Regions from separate parts of the Homo sapiens genome. Here region 2 is linked to region 1. A link is an interaction called in ENCODE POLR2A ChIA-PET data of the cell type or tissue named here. Cell type or tissue: MCF 10A. All regions are shown on one strand. Links, peaks and the distances in the headings refer to the core of each region. The heading gives the core; the rest is flanking DNA. Region 1 overlaps LINC02320 (long intergenic non-protein coding RNA 2320). Region 2 overlaps PPP2R5C (protein phosphatase 2 regulatory subunit B'gamma).

Evidence for each region. ChIA-PET counts read pairs that join two places held together with the same protein. Peaks named below come from ENCODE experiments on the same cell type or tissue, not always from the same donor. Only the 100,000 strongest peaks of a DNase experiment are listed, where the experiment ranks them.
Region 2: POLR2A ChIA-PET joins it to region 1 with 6 read pairs; 3 of 35 experiments call an interaction of 5 or more read pairs at or near these places.

The regions. Positions count from the first base shown.
Region 1 is chr14:101,717,819-101,728,787 of GRCh38, reverse strand. All of the region lies in intron 1 of LINC02320 (long intergenic non-protein coding RNA 2320), which reads left to right. Among named protein-coding and RNA genes, the nearest start is that of LINC00239, 7.1 kb to the left of the region's middle. RefSeq lists enhancers at 6,313-6,392, 5,612-6,552 and a silencer at 10,139-10,344. In MCF 10A, for the core only: no CTCF peak of the experiment used is centred there; a DNase peak (open chromatin) is centred at 6,427.
Region 2 is chr14:101,881,135-101,888,497 of GRCh38, reverse strand. It overlaps PPP2R5C (protein phosphatase 2 regulatory subunit B'gamma), which reads right to left. Exons shown (of 16, transcript NM_001352913.2): 5 at 6,227-6,337; 6 at 5,149-5,241; 7 at 4,936-5,066. Among named protein-coding and RNA genes, the nearest start is that of DYNC1H1, 80 kb to the left of the region's middle. In MCF 10A, for the core only: no CTCF peak of the experiment used is centred there; no DNase peak of the experiment used is centred there.

The DNA of each region.
Region 1 (10,969 bases), core at 5,208-7,707:
AGCTGGGATTACAGGTGCCCGCCAACACACCTGGCTAATTTTTTGTATTTTACTAGAGACAAGGTTTCACCATGTTGGCCAGGCTGGTCTCCAACTCCTGACCTCAGGTGATCCGCCCACCTCGGCCTCCCAAAGTGCTGCAATTACAGGGATGAGACATTGCGCCCGGCCTACAAAAAATTTTTACAAATTAGCGGGGAGTGGTGGTGCACACCTGTAGTCCCAGCTACTAAGAGGCTGAGGTGCGAGAATTGCTTGGGCTCAGGAGATCGAGGCTGCAGTGAGCTGTGAGTATGCCACTGCACTCTGGCCCAGATGGATACTTCCAAAGAGTCTTGCTATAAAGGAGAGCAGAAAGGGAGAGAGAGATTTTATTAGTCCGTTCTCACGTTGCCAATAAAGACATACCCGAGACTGGGTAATTTACAAAGGAAAGAGGTTTAATTGACTGACAGTTCAGCATGGCTGGGGAGGCCTCAGGAAACTTACAGTCATGGCAGAAGGGGAAGCAAATATGTCCTTCTTCATATCTTCATATGGCAGCAGCAAGGAGAAGTACCGAGCAAAAAGGGGGAAAGCCCCTTATTGAACCATCAGATCTCGTGGGAACTCACTCACTATCATGAGAACAGTAGCATGGGGGTAACCACCCCCATGATTCAATTACCTCCCACCGGGTCCCTCCCATGACAAGTGGGAATTATGGTAACCACAATTCAAGATGAGATGTGGTTGGGGACACAGCCAAACCATATCAGAGATCAAGTTTTAATTTTTTTAATGAATGAATTATTATAATGGGAGATGATGGGTTGGCTCCAATAGGGAGGACAAATCAACAATTGGTGGTGGTGGTGGAGCGCTGCTGAAATGGGGGAAGCCAAAACCTGAGTGGAGGGTCAGAATCTTTGCGTGTTTTCCTTCAACCTCGTTCAGCTTAACAGGTGCTGGCACTGTGTTGTAATTGAGCAGGTTGGAGGTTTTTCCCAGGCGAGTATGAGGAAATGAGAGAAAGGTGAGGGGGCTGAAGGTGCACAGGAGAGAGGGGTGGCACAATGGACTATGGAGTCCACATGGGAAGAAGGGGAGTGGGACATGAGGTAAAGAAGGTACAATTATATTCTATTTAACCCAAATGCATCCCAAATGTCACCTCAACATGTAATCAACATTCAGAATTATTAGTGAAGTATTTTACATTTTTTCCCACACTACGACTTTGAAACCTCGCATGTGATTTACACAGACAGTGCCTCTCACTTTGGACCAGGCTCATTTTGAGGGGTTTGTGGCCACTCTGTTGGATGGCACGTAGGGATCTAGAGAAGGAGCGTGGGAGAGGTGGCCGAGCACGGGTAGAAGGCAAGATCATTGGAGGAGCAAAGGTCAGGGAAGGAGGAGGATCATCTCCGTGGAGATTTAAATCGCCAAGAATTAGGACAGGGATTTAGCAAGAGTGACAGTGAACCGGGAGTAGGAGTCGCGTAGGAACAAGACGGAGGGGACTAGGGTCTGCAGAGAACCAGACAGGACAGGCGGCACAGAGCATAGTGTGATGGCACCAGCTTCAAGGCTGGCGGGTTTGGGGAAGGTGGGGGTTGATCTGGAAGTAACTGCAACGGAGGATGCTCCAGGGGCCCGGGTTCCAGTCAGAGCAAGCAGGTGGAGAGAAGCTGTGGGAAGGAGGAGCTGTGGCTCCCGGCGTGTCTCAAGCTCCAGAGGAAACAGTGAGGGTTTTGGGAGTAAGGAGGCCTGGAGGTGGGGTTGGATTAGCAGGTGAGAATGGCCTTACAGGGGTTAGGGCCTGGGGTGAAGTACGACCTGGGGTGAAGTGACGACCTGGGTGTCCTGGGTCTTTGGCGAATGAGGAGAACAGCGTTTGCAGCTGTGCCCTGAGGCTGTTAGAGTGCACTCGCACTCTTTGGCCTGACGTGTAGCCTTTGACACTTTCCATGGTGTAAATACTCCCACCATGGCTCATTTCAAGCTACCAGTGGTTTAACAGCAGGCTTGTGGAATATTTAAACATTTAACAATGGGCTCTTGCAAGCTGGTGCAAGCCAGTTCCTGTAGCAGATAGCTGGGTATAGGGCACCATGGGATAGGTCCTGGAGGTCTCCACAGCAGACAGGGGGAGGGATGTGAGAGCTGAGGGTGTGAGTTGGGGGAGGGAGGCATGGAGATCTTGTCAGAATTACTCAGAGCTCTAACGCCCTTTCTTTTTTTCAGACAGTGTCTTGCTTTGTTGCCCAGGCTGGAGTGCCGTGGCACGATCACGGCTCACTGCAGCCTTGACCTCCCTGGCTCCAGTGATTCTCCCGACTCAGCTTCCAAATATCTGGGATCACAGGTGCACGCCATCATGCCTGGCTAATTTTAAAAATGTTTTTGTGAGTCGGGGTCTTGCTGTGTTACTTAGGCTGATCGCAAACTTTTGAGCTCAATCAATCCACCTGCCTGAGCCTCCCAAAGTGTTGGGATTACAGGCGTGAGCCACCATGTCCGGCCTTTTAACCCCCATTTGACCCCTGTCAGGGAGTCTGCAGAAATAGGCTGCATATCACAATGACTGCTTTTTTTCAATTTTTTTTTTGTTGTGGTAAAATATACATAACAAAACATTTACCATCGTAACCCTTTTTAAGCCTACAGTTTGTAATGTGCAAACATCACCAGCCATCTCCGTTAACTCTTTTCATCTTGCAAAGTGGAAATTCCATACCCGTTAAATGCTAACTCCCCATTGCCCCTCCCAGCTCCTGGTCCCCACCATTCTCCCTTCTGTCTCTATATTTTTGACTACTCTGGGTGCCTCATGTAAGGGGAATCATCTAGTATTTGTCTTTTTGTGACACAGTGTCCCCAAGTTCGCCCATACTGTAGCAGATTGCATAAAGTTCTTCTTCTTCTTTTTTTTTTTTTTTTGAGATGGAGTCTCACTCTGTTGCCAGGCTGGAGTGCGGTGGCGCAATCTTGGGGCTCACTGCAACCTCCGCCTCCCGAGTTCAAATGATTCTTCTGCCTCAGCCTCCCAAGTAGCTGGGATTACAGGTGCCCGCCACCATATCCGGCTAACTTTTGTATTTTTTTTTTAGTAGAGATGGGGTTTCACCATGTTGGCCAGGCTGGTCTCAAACTGCTGACCTCATGATCTACCTGCCTCAGCCTCCCAAAGTGCTGGGATTACTGTTGTGAGCCACATGTCCTTTTTTAAGCCTGAGTGATATTCCTTTGTCTGGATGGGCTACTTTTCACGTATCCACTCATCCACCCACAGACACTTTGGGCTGCTTCCATGTTTTAGCTATTGTTAATGCTGTTGTTATGAACATGGGTGTGCAAATATCTCTTTGACTGCCTGCTTTTAATTCTTTAGGGTATATACTCAGAAGTGGAATTGCTGGATCTTATAGAAATTCTATTTTTAATTTTTGGAGGGATACCTATTGTATTAGTCAGGGTTCTCTAGAGGGACAGAACTAATAGGACATATATATATAGGACATATATATATAGGATATATATATAGGACATATATATATAGGATATATATATAGGACATATATATATAGGATATATATATAGGACATATATATATAGGATATATATATAGGACATATATAGGATATATATAGGACATATATATAGGATATATATAGGACATATATATATAGGATATATATACAGGACATATATATAGGATATATATAGGACATGTATATATAGGATATATATAGGACATGTATATATAGGATATATATATAGGACATGTATATATAGGATATATATAGGACATATATATATAGGATATATATAGGACATATATATAGGATATATATATAGGACATATATATAGGATATATATATAGGACATATATATAGGATATATATATAGGACATATATATATAGGATATATATATAGGACATATATATAGGGTATATATATAGGACACATATATAGGGTATATATATAGGACACATATATAGGGTATATATATAGGACACATATATAGGGTATATATATAGGACACATATATAGGGTATATATAGGACACATATATAGGGTATATATAGGACATATACATAGGATATATATATAGGACATATATATAGGATATATATAGGACATATATATAGGACAGATATATATAGGACATATATAGGACAGATATATAGGGTATATATATAGAGGACATATATATAGGGTATATATGTAGAGGACATATATATAGGGTATATATGTAGAGGACATATATATAGGGTATATATGTAGAGGACATATATATAGGGTATATATGTAGAGGATATATATAGGGTATATATGGATAGCAGATATACAGGGTATATGGATAGGAGATATATACAGGATATATATGGATAGGAGATATATACAGGATATATATGGATAGGAGATATATACAGGATATATATGGATAGGAGATATATATATATAGGACATATAGATAGGAGATATATATATAGGACATAAAATAGGAGATATATATAGATAGGAGATATATATATAGGAGATATGTAGGAGATATATGTAGGATATATATATAGGATATATGTAGGATATATATATAGAATATATAGGATATATGTAGAGGATATATAGAGGATATATATATAGAGGATATATATATAGAGGATATATATATAGAGGATATATATATATAGAGGATATATATATATATAGAGGATATATATATAGAGGATATATATATAGAGAGAGGATATATATAAAGGATATATATATATACAGGATATATATATATAGAGGATATATATATAGAGGATATATATATAGAGGATATATATATATAGAGGATATATATATAGAGGATATATATATAGAGGATATATATAGAGGAGATATATATATAGAGGATATGTATATAGAGGATATATATATATAGAGGATATGTATATAGAGGATATATATATATAGAGGATATGTATATAGAGGATATATATATATAGAGGATATATATAGAGGATATATATAGAGGATATATATAGAGAGGATATATATAGAAGATATATATAGAGGATATATATATAGGATATATATAGGATATATATATGGGATATATATATAGGATAGTTTATATGTATGTATATGGGACATATATATAGTTTATATATAGTTTATATACACATATAGTTATATATACATATACATATATGTTTGTATATATACATATATAGTTATATATACATATATAGTTTATATATATATATGGGACATATATATATATATGGGATAGTTTATTAAGGAGCATTAACTCACACAATCACAAGGTCCCACGATAGGCCGTCTCAAGCTGAGGAGCAAGGAAGCCAGCCCGAGTCCCAAAGCTGAGGAACTTGGATTCCGATGTTCGAGGTCAGGAAGCATCCAGCACAGCAGAAAGATGCAGGCTGGGAGGCTGGGCCAGTCTAGTCTTTTCACATTCTTCTGCCTGCTTTATATTCTGGCCTCTCTGGCAGCTGATTAGATGGTGCCCACCCAGATTAAGGGTGGGCCTGCCGCTACCAACCCCCTGACTCAAAGTTAATCTCCTTTGCCGACACCCTCACAGACACACCCAGGATCAATACTTTCCATCCTTCATTCCAATCAGGCTGACACTCGGTATTAATCCTTACACCCATATTGTTTCTACAGCAGCTGCACCTCTGTAATTCCCACCAACAGTGTACAAGGGGTCCAATTTCTCCTCATCTTCCCCAACACTTATTTTCTGTGTTTTTTTTTTTTTTTTTATGGTACATCTTAATGGATGTGAGCTGGTATCTCATTGTAGTTTTGATTTGCATTTCTTTAATGTTAGTGACTTTTAATTTTAATTTTAATTTTTAAATTTTTTTCTTTTGTAGAGACAGGGTTTCACCATGTTGTCCAGGCTGGTCTTGAACTCCTGGGCTCAATTGATCCTCCTTCCTCAGCCTCCCAAAGTGCTGGGATAACAGGCATGAGCCACCATGCCTCTGGCTTTTAATAAACATTTTTGTATGTCTTCACTGTGATGAGCCACCTAGATCCCCCTTCCGGGAAGGACTTGTTACCCCAGCTGCTTGGGGTGCCTTCAACTCTCAGTCCCTTCAGAGACTGTTCAGCTGCAAAGAGCCACCCTGTCCAAAGCCGGGACTCTTCCTGGGCAACTGCATTCAACGACTCCTCAATGTGGGGACCACCTCTGCCCGAGTCAGGAAGGTCTCCCGGGGCCACTCTAGCTTGGAGGCTACTGTTTGGTCTTTGGGGCTATCACTGGGTCTGCATGGAAGTTTGCCTTCTCCCTCGTCCAATCCTGCTTCTCTCTCCTCCTTCCACCGATGCCGAGGCAAGCCCCTCGTAAACATCCTGTGGTACCTCCCTAAGAACCCAACGTGCCAGGCTCGCTTTACGTAGACTGGCGACCGGAGACTGATTTCTTTGGCATGAGTCAGCTTGATGGGGTGGGAAGATGTCCGTTTTAATTTGCATCTCTTTGTTAACTGTTGAGGTTGAACTTTTTTTTTTTTTTTTTTACAAGCATTGACTGAATGACTTCCTTTGTGGATTGCCTTTGCGAATGACTTCCTTTGCCTGTTTTTCTACTGAGATGTTTGTCTTTTTCTTATTGGTAAGAGTGCATATATATATTACCGTCATAAAGATATAATCTTTGCTTTTCGGATATGGTTCACAAAATGTTCTCACGTTTTCCCCAGTCAGCCGTGTGCCTGTTACTTTTGTGGTTCAGGGCACAGGCGTAGCCACACTGCCCCACCGCTTCCTAGCTCTGTAGCTTTGGGTGCATTGCTTCACCTACCAGAGCCTTTGCAGTACCTTGTAGGTTTGTTGTGGGAATTAAATGAGTTAATACAGTACTTATAACAGGGCCTGGAATACAGCGAGTATGAGATAATTATTTGCTATTTTTATTAGTGTCTATCTTATTTTTCTTATTGGCCATATGTATAGTATTGTATTTTCTGTAGTTAAAGCTATCTTTTGTGGTTTTTGTCTTTGGAGTGATATGTAGAAAGAACTTCTTTATTTTTATTTTATTTTATTTTTGTAGAGACACGGTCTCATTATGTTGCCCAGGCTGCTCTCAAACTCCTGGGCTCAAGTGATCCTTCTGCTGCAGCCTCCCAAAGTGTTGGGATTATAGGCGTGAGCCACTGTGCCCAGCCAGCTTCTTTATTTTAAGATTATATAAGTATTTACCTCCATTTTCTCTTTAGTACCTTTATTACCGGTAGAAGGTGTCCAGGTTCTTGGTGTCTTGAACAAAGAAGTGGACAAAACGCACAAACAAAGCAGGGAAGGAAGGAAGGGATTTACTGAAAACGGAAGAACCCTCCACAGTGTGGGGGCAGGCCTGAGCGTAGGGGCTCAAGGGCCAAGTTACAGAATTTTTGGGAGTTTAAATACCCCCTAGAGGATTGCACTGGTTACTTTGGGTATTCCTGATGTAAATGGAGAGATCAAAGTAAAGTTACACAGTCATTTAAGGCGTATGCCCTATGGAGAGGGTGTTTCCTGTCATAGCTGAAGTGTGAATCGGCCTTCTGTTCCCTGCCTCCAGACCCTATTTTCCTGCCATGAAGCCTTCATGATTTCATATATATATATTATATATATATAATATATATATATTATATATATATTATATATATATAATATATATATTATATATATAATATATATATAAATAAATATATTTATATATAAACATATAATATATTATTTATATATATATCTCCATATATGTGTGTGTGTCTCTGTCTGTCTGTCTATCTATCTATCTATCTATCTATCTATCTATCTATCTATCTATGTATCTGCAGAGAGAGAGAGAAGAGACAGAAAGAAAGAGATAGGGTCAGGGTCTCACTCTGTCGCCCAGGCTGGAGTGCAGTGGTGTGATCTCGGCTCACTGCACCCTCCACCTCCTGGTCTCAAGTGATCCTCCCACCTCAGCCTCCCAAGTAGCTGGGACAATAGTCACACACCACCATGCCTGGCTAATTATTAGCATTATTTTTTATTTTTTGGTAGAGACAGAATCTTATCGTGTTGCCTAGGCTGGTCTCGAATTCTTGGGCTCAAGCCATCCACCTGCCTCAGCCTCCCAAAGTGCTGGGATTATAAGCGTGAGCCACTGCGCCTGGGCTAAAAATATATATGTTTGGATCTTACATCCATCTGGAATTCAGAATGTATTTTGATGTGAGGTTTAATAGATCCATATTTCTTGAGTATCCAACATTCCTTTTCGGCCCCAACTGGCCCCCTCTTTAAAAAAAATTGATACTGTTAAATAAACGTTTTCTTTTAGGACGGCTCTAGAGGCACAGAATCATTGTGAAGCTAGTACAGAGCGTTCCGTACCTCTCACATGACCTCCCTGATTGCGAACATCTCGCAGCATGTGGTACAGCTGTCACCATTACGGCACCGTTATTGACACCTTAAGTCCACACTTTATTCACATTCCCTTAGTTTTTCCCTAATGTCCTCTTCCTGTTCCACGATTCCACTCAGGACCCCACGTGACATTCAGGTGACATGCCTCCCTAGGCTCCTCTCGACGGTGACAGTTTGAATGTGACAGTTTTGAGGATAAGTGGCCGAGTGCTTTGTAAGATGTCCCTCAGTTGGGATTTGTCTGATGTTCTCATGGTTAGACTGGGGTTATGGGAGGCCATTTCATCACATCAAGGTCAAGGGTCCGTGCCATCAACGCCACTTATCCCTGTTGATTCTGGCCTTGACCACCTGGCGGAGATCATGTTCATAGGGTTTCCCCTGAAAATAAAAACGGAGCTCCTCCCCCTGGCCTGCCCCTGTGCTGTCCTCTTGGGATGCGTCTGTCAGTGCAGCCCACGCTCCCGAGCTGGGAGTTCTGCTGCTCCTCCTTGAGGGAGGTGTTTCTGCATACATTAGGTGGAATTCTTCTGCGGGAGATTCACCTCCTCTCCCCTCTTCAGGTGTTTATCCAGTCATTGATCTGTATCCCCACAGACTCAAGGACATTTGTTTTCTGCTTTGGGTCATAACCCAGTACTGTTTTATTTTGTGGCTCCAATTGTCCCAGCCTAGGCCGTTGAGAGCTCCTTCAGGGGCCTCCTGGGTCCTTCGTCATCTCTGTGGGTTCCTTCTGAGTTCCCTGTTTCATGTCTGGCCCCTGTGATCCACTGTGTCCTGTGTCCCGTCATCCCTGTGTCCTGTGTCCCATCATCTCTGTGTCCTGTGCCCTGTTGTCACTGTGTCCTGTCGTCACTGTGTCCTGTGTCCTGTGTCTCATTGTCACTGTGTCCTCTTGTCACTGTGTCCTGTGTAAGCTGCTGCTTGGCCTCTGTGAGTCTCTCAACACAGCCCTGAGCTTCTGGAGGGAGTGCTTCCTGTCTATGGAAGTTGTTGAGCGGACAGGCACACAGCTGGAGAGTCACTCCAGGACAGAACCCAGGGAGGAAAGGGCCGCTGGGAGAGGCATTCGTAGAAACAGACAGACGTGGGGCCCGAAGAGCCCTGGAGACTGCTGCGCCCAGATCTATGCTTGGCCTATTCAGTTCTTGAGCTAAGAATCCTTCCTACTCCCCTCCCCTCCCCTCCCCTCCCCTCACAGCATATGGTACATTTGTCACCATTATAGCACCATTTTTGACATATTAAATCCACCTTTTATTCAGATTCCCTTAGTTTTTCCCTAATGTCGTCTTCCTGTTCCACGATTCTACTCAGGACTCCACGTGACATTCAGGTGACATGCCTCCTTAGGTCCCTCCCCTCCCCTCCCTTCTCCTCCCCTCCCTTCCCCTTCCTTCTCCTTCCCTGCTCCCCTGCCCTCCCCCTCCTCCCCTCCCTTCCCCTTCCCTCCCCTCCCCTCTCCTCCTCTCCCCTCTCCTCCCCTCTCCTCCCCTCTCCTTTCCTTTCCTTTTTATTGACACAAGGTCTCACTCTGCCACAATCTTGGCTCCAGCCTCAACCTCCAAGGCTCAAGCAATCCCCTTACCTCAGCCTCCCGAGTAGCTGAGACTATAGGCATGTGCCAGCACACCAAGCTATTTTTTGGTATTTTTTGTACAGACAGGGGTTTCACCATGTTGCCAAAGCTGGTCTCGAACTCCTGAGCTCAAGGGATCTGCCCACCTCGGCCTCCCAGAGTGCTGGGATTACAGGTGTGAGCCACCATGCCCAGCTAGAAATTTTCCTCTGGTTAAAGTGGTTTAATTTAAGTTTCTGTCATTTGCAACCAAACGATTTAATAGATAAGGCTCTGGGTGGCATTTTCTTCTGCTTAGGCTGCCATAAGAAGTGCCACAGACTGGGTGGCTTAAACAGCAGAAACTTGTTTCTCACAGTTTTGGAGGCTGGAAGTCCACATCAGGGCGCTCGTGGGGTTGGTTTCTGGGAAGGCCTCTCTTCCTGGCCGGCGGGTGTCACCTTCTCACGGCATCCTCCCATGGCCTCTTCCCTGTGCACACTTAGAGAGGGGGTGGTCTCTGGTGTCTTTCCTCTTGGTATAAGGACTCCAACCCTATTGGCTTGAGGGCCCACCCTCGTGGCCTCATAACCTTAGCTACCTCCCTGATGGCCCTATCTTCGAATGTGGTCGCATTGGAGGCCAGTGATTCAGCACCGGAATTTCTCTGAGAAATCCAGTCTGTAACAGGTTGAATTGTGTCTGCCAAAATCCATGTGTTGGAGTCGTAACTCCCAGCGTCTCAGAATGTGAACTTATTTGGATACAGGGTCATTGCAGATGTATTGAAGTGAAGATGTGGTCATTAGGGTGGGTCCTAGTCCACCTGACCGATGTCTTTATCCAAAAGGGGAAATTTGGACACAGACACGCACACAGGGAGAGGGCCACGTGTGGATTGGAGTTCTGCTGCCCCAAGCCAAGGAACCAGCAGAAGCTCTGAGGGAGGCCAGGAACAGGCCCTTCCTAGCGCCCTCAGAGGGAGCAC
Region 2 (7,363 bases), core at 4,492-6,991, 160 kb before region 1:
AGGTGGCCAAAGCCTAAGAGGGAGGGAGGGACGTTACCAGGGCAGAGCTCAGTGCCGTGGGTGACAGGAACGACACTGGTGCCATGACAAGAAACAGAAAATGCTCGCACCTGGTGTCCCTCAGCCTGCACCTACCCTGAGGCTTGGAAGCTGTGACCAAGCAGAAGTCAGTCTGTGTGTGTCTACACCGAGAGGTGCTTTAATTTACGAAACTCACCCTGCAGGCTCCCTTTGCATACACGGCAGCCGTGTGGCTTCAGTTTACTATTCCTCTCGCATGGACCTTGGAGAGCTGTGATCTGGGCCTCTCCGAGACAAAGACCCCTGGACCCCTTCTGGTCTAGATCCATCAGCTTTAACATTTACATAAGGATGGCTTGCAGTTATAAGCCATTTTGTTTTCCTAAATCAACATTACTACATTCTTACTGATAAATTCTTAATTTCTAATTTTTTAAACCTGCTTTGATGTAGGCAGAAGAAAGAAGAAATAAGGACAGTTCTTTTCCTTCTTCCTTTTCCAGCGGGAGACAAACAGGGACACCCTGGGAGGGAAACAGAGATCCCTGGGAGCCGGAGAGAGTGTTTCTCACTCTTTCAGCAGAAAGGGAATCAGACCCCCCAGACACTAAGCTGGGAACCTGCTGGCTATAGAAGTCTCCAGAAAGGATTCTAAATGCCTTTCCTGCCTGTATGATGTATTCTGGCCTCATGGGAAGAGGTGGACTCTATTTCTCCTTCCTCTGAAGCTGGGCTGTCCTTGTGCCCTGCTCTGACCAACACAAAGGGCAGAAGTCACTCTGCACCAGTTCCAAGCCAAACTCTTAGGAGGACTGGGGGTCCTGCCTCTCCCCTCTTGGACGTGGCCGTGGCTGTAGAAACTCAGACAACCTGGAGGAGCTCAAGGCATCACAGAGGCAGCGTGGGGACCTGCTCAGCAGCCCCTGTGAACACTCCAGCCCCAGCACACGCCACGGAGCAGAACCGTCTGGATGAGCCTAGCGCAGACGACAGCATCGTGAGGAGTGATGGACCATGCTGACAGAAGCCACTGAGCTGGCGGTGGCTCCTGGCTCCAGGATGGTGTGAGGTAGTGACACATCCTGGTGATGATGGGGACAGTTTGATGGCATCTCTCTGTGAGATAAGAGCATGAGCAGGTGCTGCACAGCCTTGCTGCAGGGCCAGGGTGAGGATAGAGCATGACCCATGGCTGGTTATGCAGCAAGAGAAGGAACGGCACACTGCCCTGCCCGCCCAGCCTCCAGGTCCCGCTGTGTGCCAGAGCAGGCACCATGGGTTATGGACAGCACTGTTTAACTCACACTTAAGCTGACGGTAATGATAAACCATAGAAATAAACAGCAACCTTATATTTACATTTTCAGTTAAGTTGAGCCAAATATGTTCAAAATGTTTTTTCTTACAAGACACAGCTGTTCTATATTGAACTTAGATGAGCTGGCTGGGTGTGGTGGCTCACGCCTGTAATCCCAGTGCTTTGGGAGGCTGAGGCAGGAGGATCACTTGAGGCCAGGAGTTTGAGACCAGCCTGGGCAACACAGTGAGACAGATCTCCATCTCTACAAAAATTTTAAAAGTTAGCCGCATGTGGTGGCACACATCTGTAGACCCAGCTACTTGGGAAGCTGAGGTAGAAGGATCCCTTAAGCCCAGGGGTTTGAGGCTGCAGTGAGCTATGGAGTACAGCATCACTGTACTCCAGCCTGGGTGACAGAGTGAGACCCTGCCTTAAAAAAGGAGAAAAGAAAAGAAAAGAAAAGAAAAAAACCTAGATGAGCTGAATGCAACTCTCAAGATCTTTCTTCTTTTTTTTTCCTCACATGAAATGAGGAGGTAGTGGTATTGACAATGAGGACCCAAACCAATCACGGAATCTAGATAGCATGCTTGCTTTTGACTGCGCGTATCAGGACAATTACAGAAAAGACTATCAAAAGCATGCACACAATTACAGAAAAGACTATCAAAAGCATGCACACAATTACAGAAAAGACTATCAAAAGCATGCACACAATTACAGAAAAGACTATCAAAAGCATGCACACAGACACAAATGCCATATTCTAGCACCAAGCCTTTAGTGAGAACTCAAGTAAATTATGCGTAATAACTTTGGAATACTAATCTATTTAAGTATTTCCTAAGGTTCTTTAAGGTACAAAACACTTTCTACTACTTTTTTTTTTTTTTTTTGAGACGGAGTCTTGCTCTGTCGCCCAGGCTGGAGTGCAGTGGCACGATCTCGGCTCACTGTAAGCTCCGCCTCCCGGGTTCACGCCATTCTCCCGCCTCAGCCTCCCGAGTAGCTGGGACTACAGGTGCCCGCCACCACGCCCGGCTAATTTTTTGTATTTTTAGTAGAGATGGGGTTTCACCGTGTTAGCCAGTATGGTCTCGATCTCCTGACCTTGTGATCTGCCCGCCTCGGCCTCCCAAAGTGCTGGGATTACAGGCGTGAGCCACCACGCCCGGCCCATTTTCTACTTCTTAAATGCAGATGTTCAATAGATTTGTGATTCTGCTATCTGAACAAAACCTACTAGAATTAAGAAAACAGAAATATGTTAGGTAGAGCTTTAATTTTAGGTCAAGAAGACTGGAAATTTAAATTGTACCTGTTGTATGTTAAATAATGTATATTATGTTTTCATAGATAAGTATACCAGGCAAGTAATGATCTTGTTAAAAAGGAATCATGATACCAAGAAACATAAAATAGAAACATAACATTTAGGAAAGTGACATCATTCTCTGTTATAGTTAATGTGTCAGGTCTGGGCTATGTCCAGCACCGGGCTCCATTTTACAAACGAGATGTGGGGTACTTGGAAGGAGTTCAAAGGAAAGCCACACGCAAAATCAAAGGCTCTCACGCCGAAATGCCCTATCAGGTGTGCAGGTCAGGAGGGAATGCAACCCTTATGACTGCAGAGGGGAAAGGCAGGGTGCTCCTGACGCAGGCTGTGCAAGCCGGCACGGGATGGGAGAGGCCGGGGCTGTGGGCCCTAATGACTGCAGAGGGAAAGGCAGGGTGCTCCCGACGCAGGCTGTGCAAGCCGGCACGGGATGGGAGAGGCCGGGGCTGCGGGCCCTAATGACTGCAGACGGAAAGGCAGGGTGCTCCCGACGCAGGCTGTGCAAGCCGGCACGGGATGGGAGGGGCCAGGGCTGTGGGTTTTGGCAGGGGGGGTCTCATCTGCCATCTGTCTGTCTCAGATGCCCCTTTTCTTTTCCCGTGGTCACTGTGACTAAGAAAGGACCCCGAGGCCCGTGTTGGGCGTGGCTGACACCTGGCCCCTTCTCCAGGCCATGGCCCGTGCTCTGTCCACACCCTGGCCCTGCAGCGAGGCTGTGTGGGACCTGCTCATGCTCTTATCTCACAGAGACACGCCATCATACCGTCCCCACCATCACCAGGATGTGTCACTACCTCGCAACATCCTGGAGTCAGATGCCTTAGAGGCAAGCTGACCAGAGAAGCTGTAACTTGTAGAAGAAACTGCTCATTTAGTGAACTTTCCAGGAACAAAAAGAAACAACAGGAACTGTTTCCTCTATTGACATTCACTTGGTGCCACCGCAGTGGGGAGCACGAAACTGGCAGTGGGGTGGGGCGTGCGACAAATCAACTGACATGGTGGCTGCCCTTGCGGGAGACCAGACCCACCGCCAAGTCAGGCAGAGCCTCCCAGTGAAGGGATGTTTCAGGAAGCCTGGGAGGCTGAGGGAAGGGCTGGTGTAAAAAAGACATTCCAGGAGGCTCCAACACTGGCTACAGAGCCCTGGCGTGGAAGGAGCCTGGAGCTGAGCAGAGGCTGGCTGGGGAGGGGCGGGCCTGGAGGTGGGCCTGCCACTGGACTCTGTCCTCCTCCACCGGCTGCTCCAGCGGGGCTTTCCCTCCCCTGGTGCACAGTGGGAGTCTCCAAACCTTTAACCGAGGTGCACAGATCTCAGGCTTTCTACAGATGAATGACATCACTTCTTGCCCCGCCTCCTCTCACTGAGACTCCACGGGAAGAATGAGGTGATGCACAGGTAGAAGGAAAAAGCTGGTGTGAAGGTTAATACTGAGTGTCAACTTGACTAGATTGAAGGATGCAAAGTATTGTGCCTGGGTATGTCTGTGAGGGTGTTGCCAAAGGAGATTAACATTTGAGTCAGTGGACTGGGAGACGCAGACCCATCCTTAACCTGGGTGGGCACCATCTAATCAGCTGCCGGTGCGGCCAGAATTAAGCAGGCAGAGGAACGTGGAAGGGCTAGACTGGCTGAGTCTTCTGGCCTCCATCTTTCTCCTGTGCTGGATGCTTCCTGCCCTTGAACATTGGACTCTAAATTCTTCAGCTTCTGGACTCTTGGACCTACACCAGTGGTTTGCCAGGGGCTCCTGGGCTTTCCGCCACAGACTGAAGGCTGCACTGTCCGTCTCCCTACTTTTGAGGTTTTGGGACTCGGCCTGCAGACAGCCTATTGTGGGTCTTCACCTTGTGATCGTGTGAGTCAACTCTCCTAATAAACTCCCCTTCATATATTCATCTATCCTATGCGTCCTGTCCTTCTAGAGAACCTTCACTAATACAGTTGGTCTGGATGGAACCAATTCATCCACATTTCCAGGAAACTTGACCTTTCAGTAGAAACAGGAACAATGGAGGGACCCAGGATGAGGCGCTGGGGAGCTTGGTGGCTCAGGAGGGAGCTGTGGGGAGAGGGGAGGAAGGCAGGGAGGATGAGCCCAGCAGCCCCCTGCACACAGTGCACAAGGGGGTCCACCTGCACATGACAAATAGGCTTTGAGAAACCCCCTCCACATGCTGAGTCCTGTCAGAGGAGACGATGGGGTAGGGGAGCATCGAGGGGGGAAATGAGCATCACCACACACAAGGACAACGCCATCCACACGTGACTTACCTATAAAATATATTATTTATCTGTTTTCTGATGTAAGCTCTCAAGCCTAGGAATTTCCCATAGATTCTGTGAAGGGTGGTTTTAAGAAAATCTCTCTCCCGAGGATCTTCACTGTCAAAGAGCTCTAAAAGCTTTGAGAAGAAAAAGACACTTAGTGGCTGGGTGTCATCATTCCATCAGGGCTTTCAGAGTGTCAGCTAATTTGTACCTTACCTGCAATACAAACTTCTGATCAATATATTTCTTCGCTATATTAGGTTGGAAATCTGGAGACTCTAAAAATCTTAAGAAAAATTCATAAACAAGCTAGGAGGAAAAAAAACAATGAGTCAAATAACATGAGATTTTATTGAATGGCGGTTAAAATATACCAGAAATTGAATCTTTATTGGTATGCAAATATTAGCCTCTCAAAGCCACATATCTACAGAATTAATGCTAAATTACATGGCTTAATTCAATGATAAATGGTGATGGTAATTATTTTATTTGGTGAAACCCACAGACTACACCCTTAAACGGCATTTAAACAAAATGATCTCCATGGCTGATGTCATCAGTTATAGTACACTGTTCAGGGACTACAGGGCACAGATGCCACAAACCAAGCCATGACCCAACTCTGCAGGGGGGATTTGCAGCCTGTCGCCTAGGAGTGTCCCACAATGCCAAGGCGCAGAGCCAACCAAATACACAGGAACTCTGGGGCTGCCAGGTAAGAGGGCCCTAAGATGTGGACCCAGAATCATGACCTCCTGGAGCTGGGACAATTCTTTCCCTGTGCAGACATGCTGGGTGGGACAGCGTGGGCCGCCTGTCACGGATGGATGGCCCTCCCACCCGCACACCTGGCCCCCGCTCTGCTCATGCCGACCCTGGCGCCTCCTTGCCAACCAACCTTCTGCCTTACAAATGCCCTGGGGAAAGGCAGTGGCCAGCGCAGGACCTGGGGGCCCAGCAGGCACCTATTAAATATGAGGAGCAAAAACTGGGAGATTGTTGGCTTAGGACCTCTGGGCCTGAATTCAATTCAACGGCCATCAACACAGCGGCCATCTTCACTGAGAACATACTCACAATTACACATCTTCACTGGCTGTTGTAAAGTGGTCAAACACACACATTAACTTTATTCTGCTGAAATATTTTTCTTGTACATATGGGTTTACGAGGCCCATGCTACTGAGGAGGAGAGGTCCATCTGGCCAGACCAGTGCGCCCGCTCTGTGGATCCCAGGCCATTCCCATGTGTCACCAGTGCCCTCCGAGTCTATCACCCAGAGCCCGATACCTGTAGATGAGGCCAGGCTGCTTCTAACGTTGGTTCATCTTCCTCCGGGTCAAATTCCGCTCCCGTAGGATTGGAGGAAGGTGGTAATGTTCGAAACATGTTAACTGCAAACTAAAATCCACATATTCTATAATTACAATCAGGGCATTTAAAATATTTACAGACAACATTTTATAAAGTCTTAGGTAATTCTAACAGTAGCCGCTTCCCATGGTAACTTAGCTCCTCCGTATCCTCAAAACGCAGAAGCTGTGTGGGTCCTCAGAGAGAGCCTGGATCAAAACTGCAGCAGGAAACATCACTTTGGACAGGTGCGCACGCAAGTTGACCACCAAAGTTACTTGGACTCTTGACTGTCAAACTTTGAATGACAACCAACACCAACAAAGGCTGATGGCACAGTGATGACTTCTGAGGTCTTATACTATCCAGTGGGTGCAAGACCAAGGAGAATGCTCAAAATGAGAGTAAGAAAGGGATGAGATGACGAAAGACGCAGCAGAGATTCACAGCTGAAAATGCTGGAAATGGCAAGGGCTGCGTCACGCAGGGAGGACCCGTGTGACAATGGCACCAACATCCTCTGCAATCCGCAACGATGAGGAAAGCAACAGTCAGAGTGGGACGACCTTTGAGTCGGCAGCTAAGATCATTTCCAGAGAAAGGACTGCTCAGGGGCACAGAGGATCGGTAGGGGCAGCATGGCTGTGCGCCCAGGCATGGGCTGTTAGATTTCTCTCAGTCTGTTTGGACTTGTATAACACATACTGACAGATCAGTGACATAAACAGAAAAGATTACTGTTTCCATGTCATACATTTATAACCTATTTTTATTTTGTACTAAATCTATGTATTTATTTATTTATTTTTGAGGTGACGTCTCCCTCTGCGGCCCAGGTTGGAGTGTAGTGGTGCGAACTCGACTCATCACAACCTCTGCCTCCCGGGTTCAAGTGATTCTTGTGCCTCAGCCTCCCGAGTAGCTAGAATTACAGGCGTGCACCACCATGCCTGGCTAATTTTTGTATTTTTAGTAGAGATGGGATTTCACCACGGTTTCACCATGTTGGCCAGGCCAGTCTCAAACTCCTGACCTCAAGTGATCCGCTCCCCTCAGCCTCCCAAAGTGCTGGGA